Linked DNA regions of Homo sapiens: region 2 is linked to region 1. Evidence: chromatin loops called from intact Hi-C (ENCODE). Cell type or tissue: heart right ventricle. All regions are shown on one strand. Each heading gives the region's core, and the rest is flanking DNA. Links, peaks and the distances in the headings are about the cores only. Region 1 has its middle 260 kb from the start of STK31. Region 2 holds the start of LOC105375188 (a long non-coding RNA gene).

Region 1 (5,381 bases), core at 174-5,173:
ACTGCAATATAAATCAAATGCCAGTTTTTGTGTGTCTTGAAACCGTTTAACACCCTCCTTTGTAGTCTGCCTAGGTCTCAGGTGTAGCCGCACAGCCTCACGTTGCCTGGGGCGCCATCTAACACTGAGCATCCGCCTCTGGCAATTTATTCTTTGTTGGCAGCTGAGCTGTCTGTCAGCAACTCCCAAAGCCCAGAAAAGTACATATGTCTTAATTACAGTGGAGAACAAACGGAGGGGCATGGACGCTGGGGCAGTGGATCCCAAAGGACATATCTTTGGGGGAAAATGTCTGTGTCTGTTTTGCTGACCTTGAATACTTCTTCTCGGAAAAAGAAAACAGAATAATGGCACGTTTTTCTTTTTTGATTTATTGTCTGGCCCTCATCAGCCCCTGCCTCTCATAGCATTTTGTTTGACACCTGAAAGCCAGGGGGTTGCATTAAAATTCTTGCACTTTCCATATAATCGCTGGCTCTGGGGTGATTTCAGTAAAAGGGGCATGGTGATTGTCCTGGATGTTAGTGTGGTGTCATTAACATTACTTCCAGGGTCTAAGTCTATCGCGTGGCAGGGGAGAGTGATACTTAATTGGATTTTTGCAATCTTAAAGGCGACAATTGCTCCTTTCTTTAGAAGCCATACATTGAGTTCAGAGTTGAACCTGCTCAATTCCAGCATTGCATCTACCTATTAACTTCACAGGCAGTTAAACAGAGGAGCATAAAACCGCATGACTAACTGTGCTCATAGCCGCTGAAAACCAGATAAGGGAATCTTGAAATCCTTTATTCCAGCACACTGTGAGTACTACATATATTTTCAGTGATAAATAATAATGCAAAATTTCCCTTTGTCCACAGTCCTTTGACTGCTCCCCACTCCCTGTGAAAAAGCTCACATTTATTAATTGGAATGAAATTTGAGAAGGTGATTTTGGAAGGCCTTAATAGAAGGAATTGCTAAAAAGAACTTGAGAGGACAGGCCCCAGGAGAGACACAGAAGAGAGAGTAAGCAGCAATCCTGACCATTCATGGTAGCAATGGGCCAAGATTGCTTGCAGACCAGTGGTTCTGAACCCTGGCTAACCATAAGAACCACTGGGAGGCTTTAACTGACTCTGATGCCTGGGCCCCACCCCAGACCTACCAAATCAGAATCTCTTGGTAACTGGATATTTGCGTATGTTAAAAGCTCCCAGGTGATTCTCATGTGCAGCGTGGGTTTGTGAACTTTTGCTACAGGGCGATGACAATGCTCATGCCCGAGGGTTTAGGATATCTGCTAAGGGTGCAGGTCTTGGAACTATGATTGTTGGGGATCTTGCCAAGCTGTGCATTCAAGAACCCTTAGAATCCCATTGTATGGGCTCTCACCCAACTGTGTCGGAACTCTGTGCACTGAGGTGCAGCTCATGCCTTCCTCCCTTACCTCCTTGATTCCTCAAACTGCACATTTGATTTTCTTTTTTACTGAATCAGTATTAGCAAAAAAGAGTTACAAATTTGGTGGCCAATGAGCTATGAATTTGTGTCATTGATGGGGCTGTATGAAGGTTGACACTTATTCCTGACCCCTAGTTTTCTCATCTGTAAAATGTAAATAATAATAATAGTAATAATAATCTAAATGTACTTCTTGAAGCAGGTCGTGATTAACCCTCCCATTGACATTTTCCTCACTGGTTACTCTGAGCATAAACAAAGACATGGACTACATTCATTTGGAAGTTGGGCATTATTTTAGGCGGTCCTAAAGGGTTCTAACTATGAGCTTTACATGGAAGATCCCATCTGCTGCTTCTGGGGATCCTGTGGACACACGGGGATTGTCCAGGATGTGTAATGATGCCATTCATTAAAAGCTAAAAGTCCAACCCAGCCATCAGAGACCTGAGAAAGTCAGGGTTGGGAAGGGACTAAAATGATGGCTTTAGAAATAGTATAACAGAGTATTTAGGAGATTTGTGAGGGTGCCCTATTAAAGACACCAGCATATTACCTCCTTGGAATAATAACACCTCACAAATGGGGAATATAAACCACCCTTGGGAGGTGTGGGGAGCACAGTTTTCTAAATATGAACTTGATTATCTCGTAAGACAGAGAATATGGCACACAGGGTAACTTGGTTTTGATGGAGAAACAGGAAAAAAAAAAAAAAAAGGAAATAAGGGAGTGCCTGGTATGTAGCCTTGCTTTAAAAATGGTGCTGGATGAATGAAGAGCTATATTTGGGTTCCCATATTACTGAGTTACTCTTTTCCATAAATTTGAGCTCAAGAAAGAGCAATTAAAAAGACACAATAGGATGTTCACAAAACACCATGAATAACCAGGAAAAAATGTTGGCAGCTTGTGTTATATCATCTTTCCTCACTGAAAACAGATTGGTTGGGTGTGGTTCAAAATAGTTAGCCTTTATGCTATGTGAAGATGTAGGGGCCACTTGAAATGCTTTTTTTTTTTCTTTCTCTTCCTCCCTCCCTTCTTCACTTCTCTATACCTACCTACCTACCTACCATAGTGGTTAATATGTTAAATAGGTAGTAGGTACCATACTACCTACCTACCATAGTGGTTAAAAAACAAAACACTACGGTACCATATGGTACCATAGTGGTTAAAAAACAAAACAGGAAATGAGCAAACAAAAATTAAAAAGCAGACATGTAGTAATGTGTAGTAAGGATTTTACTGGTGACAGCTGAGCAAAGACCTTTTTTCAAACGGACTTCTGAGACGGACAGGGGCACACAGGAAAGGTGTGGCCTCAGGGGTCTTCTATTAACAACCGACTTCTTGTCATCAGATTTCTTTCTCTATTTTAAATGAATTAGGTGTTCAGAAATAGAGTCCCAGGGCTGGGCAATTTTCTCCTTGAAGAGTGGCAGCAAAGGAAAGCTGGAAATGCATTAATCGTAAATGAGTAAATTAATTACGCATTCCTTCCCCTGTGGGGTCAGCACTGGCACCAGTAGGCCATCAGTTGTTTAAGGAATTAGATACCAAAGATGCCCTTTATACAGCCAATTATGTGGAAATAAATTACTCTTTCAGATGACAGTATGCTTTTCTCTCAGAACATGTGGAGAAGGCTTTTTGTCTTGGAATAGTCTGCATGCCGTTTTCCATGGTAATTAAAGCCCTTAAAGCAAAGGTTTCTTCTGGCTCTGGTTCTTTGGATAGAACAATGCTGCATGCCTAGAAAATGTGGGGGGCTGTTTTGCTGAGTGATGTGTTGACAGTTGAGTAGGTTTCACAGGTGTGACAGAAACTCCCAGCAGCACCGGGGGAGGCCTCGGTGGCAGGCAAGTGATGTACGTCACTCCCTGAGCCCTTTACTCACCCCGAGAGAGTAGCAGGGTGGAAAGCCTAAAAAGTGGGTTTCAGAACTCACACAGCCCTGTTGTAAATACCCATGGCTTGAAATGGCCTCTGCTGTGCAGGATAACAGGCAGTTACGTGAGCTGGTGGCAGCCAGGGCTGGAGGAGCTCAAGGAAGTCCCTGCCCTCCCTGGTAGCCCAAGCTGTTCTTTCTTCATCCCCAGTCCCTTCCTTTCTGGTCCTCAGTGTCCCCCATCCTCAACATCCCCACCCTCTAGACCTGACCAGTGTGTGGGTAAGGGAGTGGGTCAGGAGCTCATTGGAGTGTGGTTTTTACTAGTGTGAAAGGAAAATAAAACTTGGGGCCCCAATTCACTCTGCCAAAGGAAAAAATGAAGCTGAAAGCTGAGTCATGCAAGAAGCTGCATTTCCTTTTGTTCCTGAGCAGATAGCTACAGGTAAAAAGTTAAATATCTCCACAGGTAGCCACTCTATGTTCACCTTCTCTTATGGAAAGTGCCGATTTGCTGAATGTGAGATAATACATAATTAACTAACCCCTACCTACTCCTTTTCTCTTGCAACATGTGGATTCAGTAATGTGACCTATCTTTCCTTTCCCCTCCAGCCTGCTTTTCCCTTTTAAATATTGAAGCCCTCAAAATCTTCTTTGGGAAAAGGCACAGACCTGTCTCCCAGGTGGATCCTTAACTTTGACAAAATAAACGTCTAAACTGATTGACACCTGTCTATCTGACCTAGAGACAGATGCTCATATGCCTTTTGGTTTACACTAATAAAGAACTGGAAACATCCAACATCCCTCCACAGGGGAGTGACTAAGGGACCACAGAGAGCCTTCTCAGCCAGAACATCACATAGTTGCTGTAAGGAATTGGATAGAGCTCTGGCTCCCGACACAGAGAATCCTCCAGGCATACTGTTAAAGGAAAAAGAAAGCTGTAGAATCAGAAACAAAGCTATAGAATCAGAAAAGAAAGCTGTGGAATCAGAAAGCTATAGAATCATACTACATTGTATGATGTATTTATGTAAGACAGCCACAAACAAAACTGTACGTTTCCATATGTATACAAATATATTGGGTTGTACCACACGAAATGGCCTTTTTAAAGGTCAAAATTGGTCAGTCATTGGCAGATTCATGCAGTTCAACTCAGGGGTTCTCAGCGATGGACTGTGGCATTTGGGCTGGATAACTCTGTTGTGGAGGCAGTCCTGTGTGAGCACTAACTGCTAGTGTCACGACTTGGGTTGTGACAACCAAGAATGTCTCCAGATTTTTCCAAATCTCCCCCTGAGGGGCAAAATTCTCCACCCACCTTTGAGAACTTCTTTAACTTGATGTATGTAAATGCAAAAAGATGTGAAGAAATGTACAACATGCCGATTTGTTATCAGTCACTTTTGGGGAGGTGCCCGGAAATGGGGCACTGCAGCTTTAGCTTATCTGTGTTGTTTGAATTATTTTACAGTGAGACTGCATTCATGTGTTATCTATGTAATGAAAAAAAAAAAAAAAGAAACTGAGATTGTGTTTAAACTACTAAAAGAGTGTGGGGGAAGGGCAGGGGGCCCTTGGACCTCATAAAAGTATCAAGAGATAGCTGTCCAGCCCCTGCTTCCTCACGTTGCTTACAGTCCTGTGCTTTGGCACTGGAGTTTTGATAAGGCCATCAGTGAGCTCTACATGAATGCCTTCCTCTCTTTGGGTTGAGGGAGGGGTGTTTGGGACCTGTGCTGCATTAGAGAGCTAGACAGGCTGAAGGGAAGAGTTTCCAAGGCCCTAGAGGAAGAAGAAGGGAGTGAGAAAAGCACCAAATACATGTGTCCAAGGCCCAACGAGCCAGAGGGTAGACAGGAGGATAACCCAAAACAACTGGGTCAAGAGTGGGTATCAAAATTGAGGTAGGAAGGGAATATGGGGCCAGAAAGGGGAAAATAAGCAGAACCAAAAGAAGGAGACTGTGTGTGTGTGTGGTGGGGGTGGTGGTGCGTGACTGGTTACTTAGAACAAATGTTTGCTATCTGGG
Region 2 (5,381 bases), core at 55-5,054, 53 kb after region 1:
TTCCCTCTTAAAAGACATAAGCTCTACAAAAGAAACTGGCTTGTCTGCTTATTCACAGTTTCCCTGCCCCTAAAGCATTATTGATATTTAATATTTGTTGAATGAATAAACATTTTCATATAATTGCATTTATAAGAATGTCTTTCTTTTGGTTTCAAAACTGAATAACAACTGGACTAGGTCTGTCTTTCCATTTAAAATGGGCTCTGAAGCTCTACGAGGTTCTAAACATGGATATGAGCTTCAGGAGGATCTGTGAACCTTTTGTAATTGTTATGCCAGAGTGTTGCACAATTGTGTGTTCATTTTTGTTGTAGTTTATAGCTTTCATCATCTACTTGATGGAGCTCATGTCTAAGAGCTTAAAAACCACCAGTTATTTTTCTGTCATTTTCTAGCATTTGTATTTGCAGAAGAGATGGTTTACTTCCTCTGTGGGTAACCAGGTTATCAGATTTGGTGTTTTCCAAAGAAAAGGTAAGAGCGGTCTGCTTTCATTGTCTGCTTGGTGCTAGTACAATCTCCCTCCCAGTTCTATACCTGCAGCCTAGTTGATGTCTCAGTAACTAAAACACTTCCCACTGTCTGGCAGACACTCATCTAGTGCAATGATTTTAAATTGCTTATTTTTTTTCAAGAAGCCTATTTCATATATGAAAAATTATGCATAAGCTTGTTATTGCAAACAGGAAAAAGCGGACTCGCCCTGACTGAATTTCGGAGATGTGCTGAGCCCATTCTTTGACCTGTCCTTTCTCCCTGTAGTGGGAGATATTTTTGGGGAATCTCAGGGCACATAGCATGTTTAAAAAACACTGATTCTGGCCCAGCAGGGTGGCTTATGCCTGTAATCCCAGCACTTTGGGAGGCCAAGGCAGGTGGATCAGTTGAGTTCAGGAGTTCAAGACCAGCCTGGGCAATATAGCAAAATTCTGTTTCTACAAAAAATGCAAAAATTAGCTGGGCATTTTGGCGTGTGCCTGTAGTCCCAGCTACTTGGGAGGTTCAGGTAGTAGGATGGCTTGAGTACAGGAGGCGGATGTTACAAGTGAGCCTAGATTGCACCACTGCACTCCAGCCTGGGCAACAGAGACAGACTCTGTCGGAAAAAAAAAAAAAAAAAGGAAAAACACTGATTCTGCAGGGATGACATTGGTTCTTCTCTCTTACCACTTGCTCCCCACCACCAACCTGGTCATGATCTTTTCATGCGATACAGGGGAAAAGAGTCTATGCTGCTCCCAGCACCCTACCATCCCTGTTTCTACCTAGACCCTGTCATGTGTAGGGACCCTACCTCTTGGAATGCAAGGTGTTTCTATGCTCCCCTTCCTCTTTCTCTTCTATTTACTTCTGAGTAATGCAGTCTTGGTTTCTAAATGGATATAGGTTAAAAGGTGCCATTGAGGGTATAAAGGCAAGATCCAAACCCTACCTGTCTCAAAGCATCCTGCAGAGCCTGGGGGTGGTTGTTGTTTTCTGACACTCTGCTTCTCTGGGTCAGGGAAGACAGAGGGGGAAGGAAGGCACAGTCTTTTCTCAGCCTCCCTATGCAGAAAAGAGTTAGCAGAGTAGAACTAAACTGCTGTCCTTGAAAAGGCCTGCTTCAAAGGGTGGCCCTTGGCTGTCATCTGGGAGCTTAGATTCCCACTATGAACTGATAAGAGTGGCTCACTGTGCCCATTTAACTGTTTTTACACACAGCGTGGTTTACGCCGGACACCTCCTTTCCTTCTGAGAGTTTACAGTTTGGGTATGTGCCAGGCAGGGGGTTGCATCTGGGGACATCCCCCAATAAAAGCCTTGGTCATTGAGTCTAACAAGCTTCCCTGGTTGGCTGCATTTCATACATGTTGTGATGACTTGTTGCTGCGGAAATTAAACATGCCCAGTGTATTTCCACTGGGTGAGAAATCTTGGAAGCCTGTGCCTGCTTTCCCTCTTGCTTCACCCCAGGGGCCTTTTGACTTTGCTGAATGTGCTTGGTACCGTTTTGTTGTTATAGATCATACCTCTGACTACAACTATATGCTGAGTCTTTTGAGTCTTCCTAGTGAATTGTCAAATCTAGGGGAGGTTTTAGGACCTCCTGACATATTGCCACTTTCAGACTAGCATGGCTGTTGGTTTCAAAGGGCAGAGTGTTTGTAAACCACCAGCCAATTTTCTCAAGCAAGCTCCATAGGCCTTGAAGCTGGTGGGCATGCTCCCAGATTCTGGCAAAAAGTTGCTAACTTGTTTTTTGCCTCTGTGGTTATGTAATTTAGTTTTTAATTTTTATGTTTTTCTGATGTCTCCATATGTATTTTAGCAGAAAGGAAAGATTGTATCAGAGACTCATAGCATTAACACTGTTGAAATCACAATTTTGGGCATCTCACACTTTAAAATTTTGAGAGATGAGAGAATTTGGCTTATTCTGGTTTCTATTTTATTTTTATTTCTCATAGTGGGTTGAATAGTCCAAGTTCTAACCTCCAGTACCTGGGACTGTGATCTTATTTGAAAGCAGTGTCTTTGAAGATAGTATTAAGTTAAGGCTCTTGGGATTAAATCAACCTGGATTTAGGGTGAGCTCTAAATTCAATGACAGAGGGTTATTTAGAGACATAGAAAGGGAAAGTCTGGATGAAAGTAGAGGCAGAGATAGAAGTGATATGTTTACAAGCCAAGGAATACTAAGATTTGCTAGTAGCCACCAAAAGCTAGGAGAGAAGTGTGAAAGAATTCTCCTTCAGAGCATCCAGGAGGAACCACACCTGCCAGCACCTTGATTTTGGACTTCTGACCTCCAGAACTATGACAGAATATATTTCTATTGTTTTCAGCCACCTAGTTTATGGTATTTTGTTATGGCAGCCTTAGGAAACAAATACTATTCTTGATGCTTGGAATAATCCCTGGGAGAGGCGAGTGAGGAGGGAAGCCCTGACTTGCAGGAAAGGAGATCTGAGCAAAGTTTGAGAAGGTGTAAGCCACTTTCGAAAAATGTACAAATGAGCCCCATGTGGTGATTAAACCCCTCAAGATGTAGTTTTCATCTTATTCTAAACTGCTTGATCTTGAATGCCAGATGTTCTGGGTACTCCAGGCCTCTCCTCCATCATTGCATTTTGTTTGGGCTCAGAGACCCTGCAACTCTGGTCTACCTGGGGCATCTGACTTTGATTTCAACTCAGACTCTAAGAACATTAGAGAACTCCAAGAAAGGGCATAGCTGCTTGAGCAGCAGGAAGAGCTTATTCCAACCCCCTATTACGTGGCCCCACCTCCCACTACAGACAGGCTCCTCAGGTATGCATTTTTGACATCCAAGCTCTTAAGGCAGAAGTCCATCTGTTGGAGTGTGATGGCGGCCAGGAGATAGGGAAGACCGTCTTTACCCCATGACTCATGGGCTTTTACTTCTCAGTGAATGCTCTGCAGGCCTGAGGGTCACCCAGTATAGAAAACAATGGGTGCAATGACAGGTGCCTGTTTCAGACCCATTCTAGATGCCTGGCCTTTACATAGTCTCTAAAAGTGGCCTTCTTAGAGAAGGCATGGAACTGCAGGGTCAGGCCTGCTTGCCATTTCCCAGATGCTTGAGGAATGCCTTACTTGGCATGGAGACTTCATTGTTTTATGACTCTGTTTCTTGATGTTGTGGATGTTGGTTAAGAATCAGCAAATAGTTCTTTTCTTAGCTGTCACAAAGGCAAGGTGACCATTAGCAATTGATCAGTGACTCCTTCCTATCCTATTGGAAATCCTCTGACCCTCGAACTCTGAAATTCTTTTGTCCTTCCTCATATTGGCCCAAAGACTTCCCTTGCCTTGTTTTGATGTTTGCTCCACAAGAATATCTGGCTATTCTGGCCCCTGTCTCCATATTCATTTTCCTGAATGGGATTCTTTAAACCTGTGGCAGGGACTTTTTGTTCTCTCCCCAATATCCATTCTCCTTCCATTCTTTACCAGAATTCCTGTAGGGCATTTGTTTTTGGAAGGCAGCCAAATCCTTAGCTGAAACAACTATATTTCCCAGTATTCTTTGCTGGGAAAGGAGTGGCCAATGAAATATAAACAGAAGGCATTGGTTGGAACTTCTGAGGAAGCCTTGCTAACGACACTGGTGCCATTTCAGCCGTGCCTACCACTATTCTTCAGGCTTAGAGCACAGCATTGTACGTGCAGCCATCTTGGGCCATGATGCCATCCTTGAGGATGCAAACCATGCACTAAGGATGATGGCACGGAGAGTTGAAGAAGGCTGGTCCCCAAAGACCCTGGGGCTTCCTTTCCAGTCCTGGATCATCAACCTCTGAATTTCTTTTTCTTCAGTGAAAAATATCTTCTTTATGCACCATTATTTAAGGTTTCTAATATATGCAGCAAAACTTAGTCCTGATTGGCTAACCCTCCTCTTTCTCTAGGTTGGAATATTTTGATTATATTTGTCTTTTCTCCATTTATATTTGCCTAACACAGAGAAATTCATTTAATAATCATACAATAGGTAATTAACATTTCACCAATATTATCAAGTATATGATTGCATCTAATGTATTCCACAATTCTAGTTAATAATTATGTACCAAAATAGGTCAAAATAAAATAAAATAAAATAAACAGCAAGGCACATTGCATGTGTGATTCCTAAGATAATTGTATCCCATTATATTTAGTTTTTAAGTTTCTTATTTGAAAATTTAATTTAATGAAGAAGATGTATGATGTTGGAATGCTACCTATGTCACCATCTGGCTCCCCATAGCTGCCTGTCAGTACTAGAAGCTCAAAGTGGAGCCATATGGGCCATTTCTAAAATAAGTTTTTGCCTTTTAGACAGAATGGTGGCTCAACTTTGAGGCTCAATTTTTGTGGCTCATAGGATAAAGGATCAATTACCACCTATAAGCTTTTCTGCACAATTTATATAAATAAAAGATTATTACTGCCAAATGTATCTGGTCTTCATGACTTACAAATGGAAACAGAAAGAATTGGGGACCATAACTTGAAAGATGGCTTCACAGATTCACAGAATAAAAATTATGTATGCTTTTTTTTTTTTGAGATGGAGTTTCACTCTTGTTGCCCAGGCTGGAGTGTAGTGGCGCAATCTCGGCTCACCACAACCTCCACCTCCTGGGTTCAAGTGATTCTCCTGCCTCAACCTCCCAAGTAGCTGGGATTACAGGCACCCACCACCAGCCACCACGCCCAACTAAGTTTTGCATTTTTAATAGAGACAGGGTTTCACCATGTTGGCCAGGCTGGTCTTGAACTCTCGACCTCAGGTGATCCGCCCTCCTCAGCCTCCTAAAGTACTGGGATTACAGGTGTGAGCCACAGCGCCCAGCCTTTTTTTTTTTTTTTTTCTTTTTGAGATGGAGTCT

The links. A loop is a pair of places that touch in the nucleus more often than their neighbours do. Peaks named below come from ENCODE experiments on the same cell type or tissue, not always from the same donor. Only the 100,000 strongest peaks of a DNase experiment are listed, where the experiment ranks them.
Region 2: a loop joins it to region 1, with 11 times the contacts of the local background. A loop is called at or near these places in 3 of 110 quality-filtered maps.

What each region holds. Positions count from the first base shown.
Region 1 is chr7:23,964,790-23,970,170 of GRCh38, forward strand. No RefSeq gene overlaps it. Among named protein-coding and RNA genes, the nearest start is that of STK31, 260 kb to the left of the region's middle. In heart right ventricle, for the core only: no CTCF peak of the experiment used is centred there; no DNase peak of the experiment used is centred there; H3K27me3 peaks cover 251 bases.
Region 2 is chr7:24,018,245-24,023,625 of GRCh38, forward strand. It overlaps LOC105375188 (a long non-coding RNA gene), which reads left to right and starts at 375. Exons shown (of 3, transcript XR_001745008.2): 1 at 375-477. In heart right ventricle, for the core only: no CTCF peak of the experiment used is centred there; no DNase peak of the experiment used is centred there.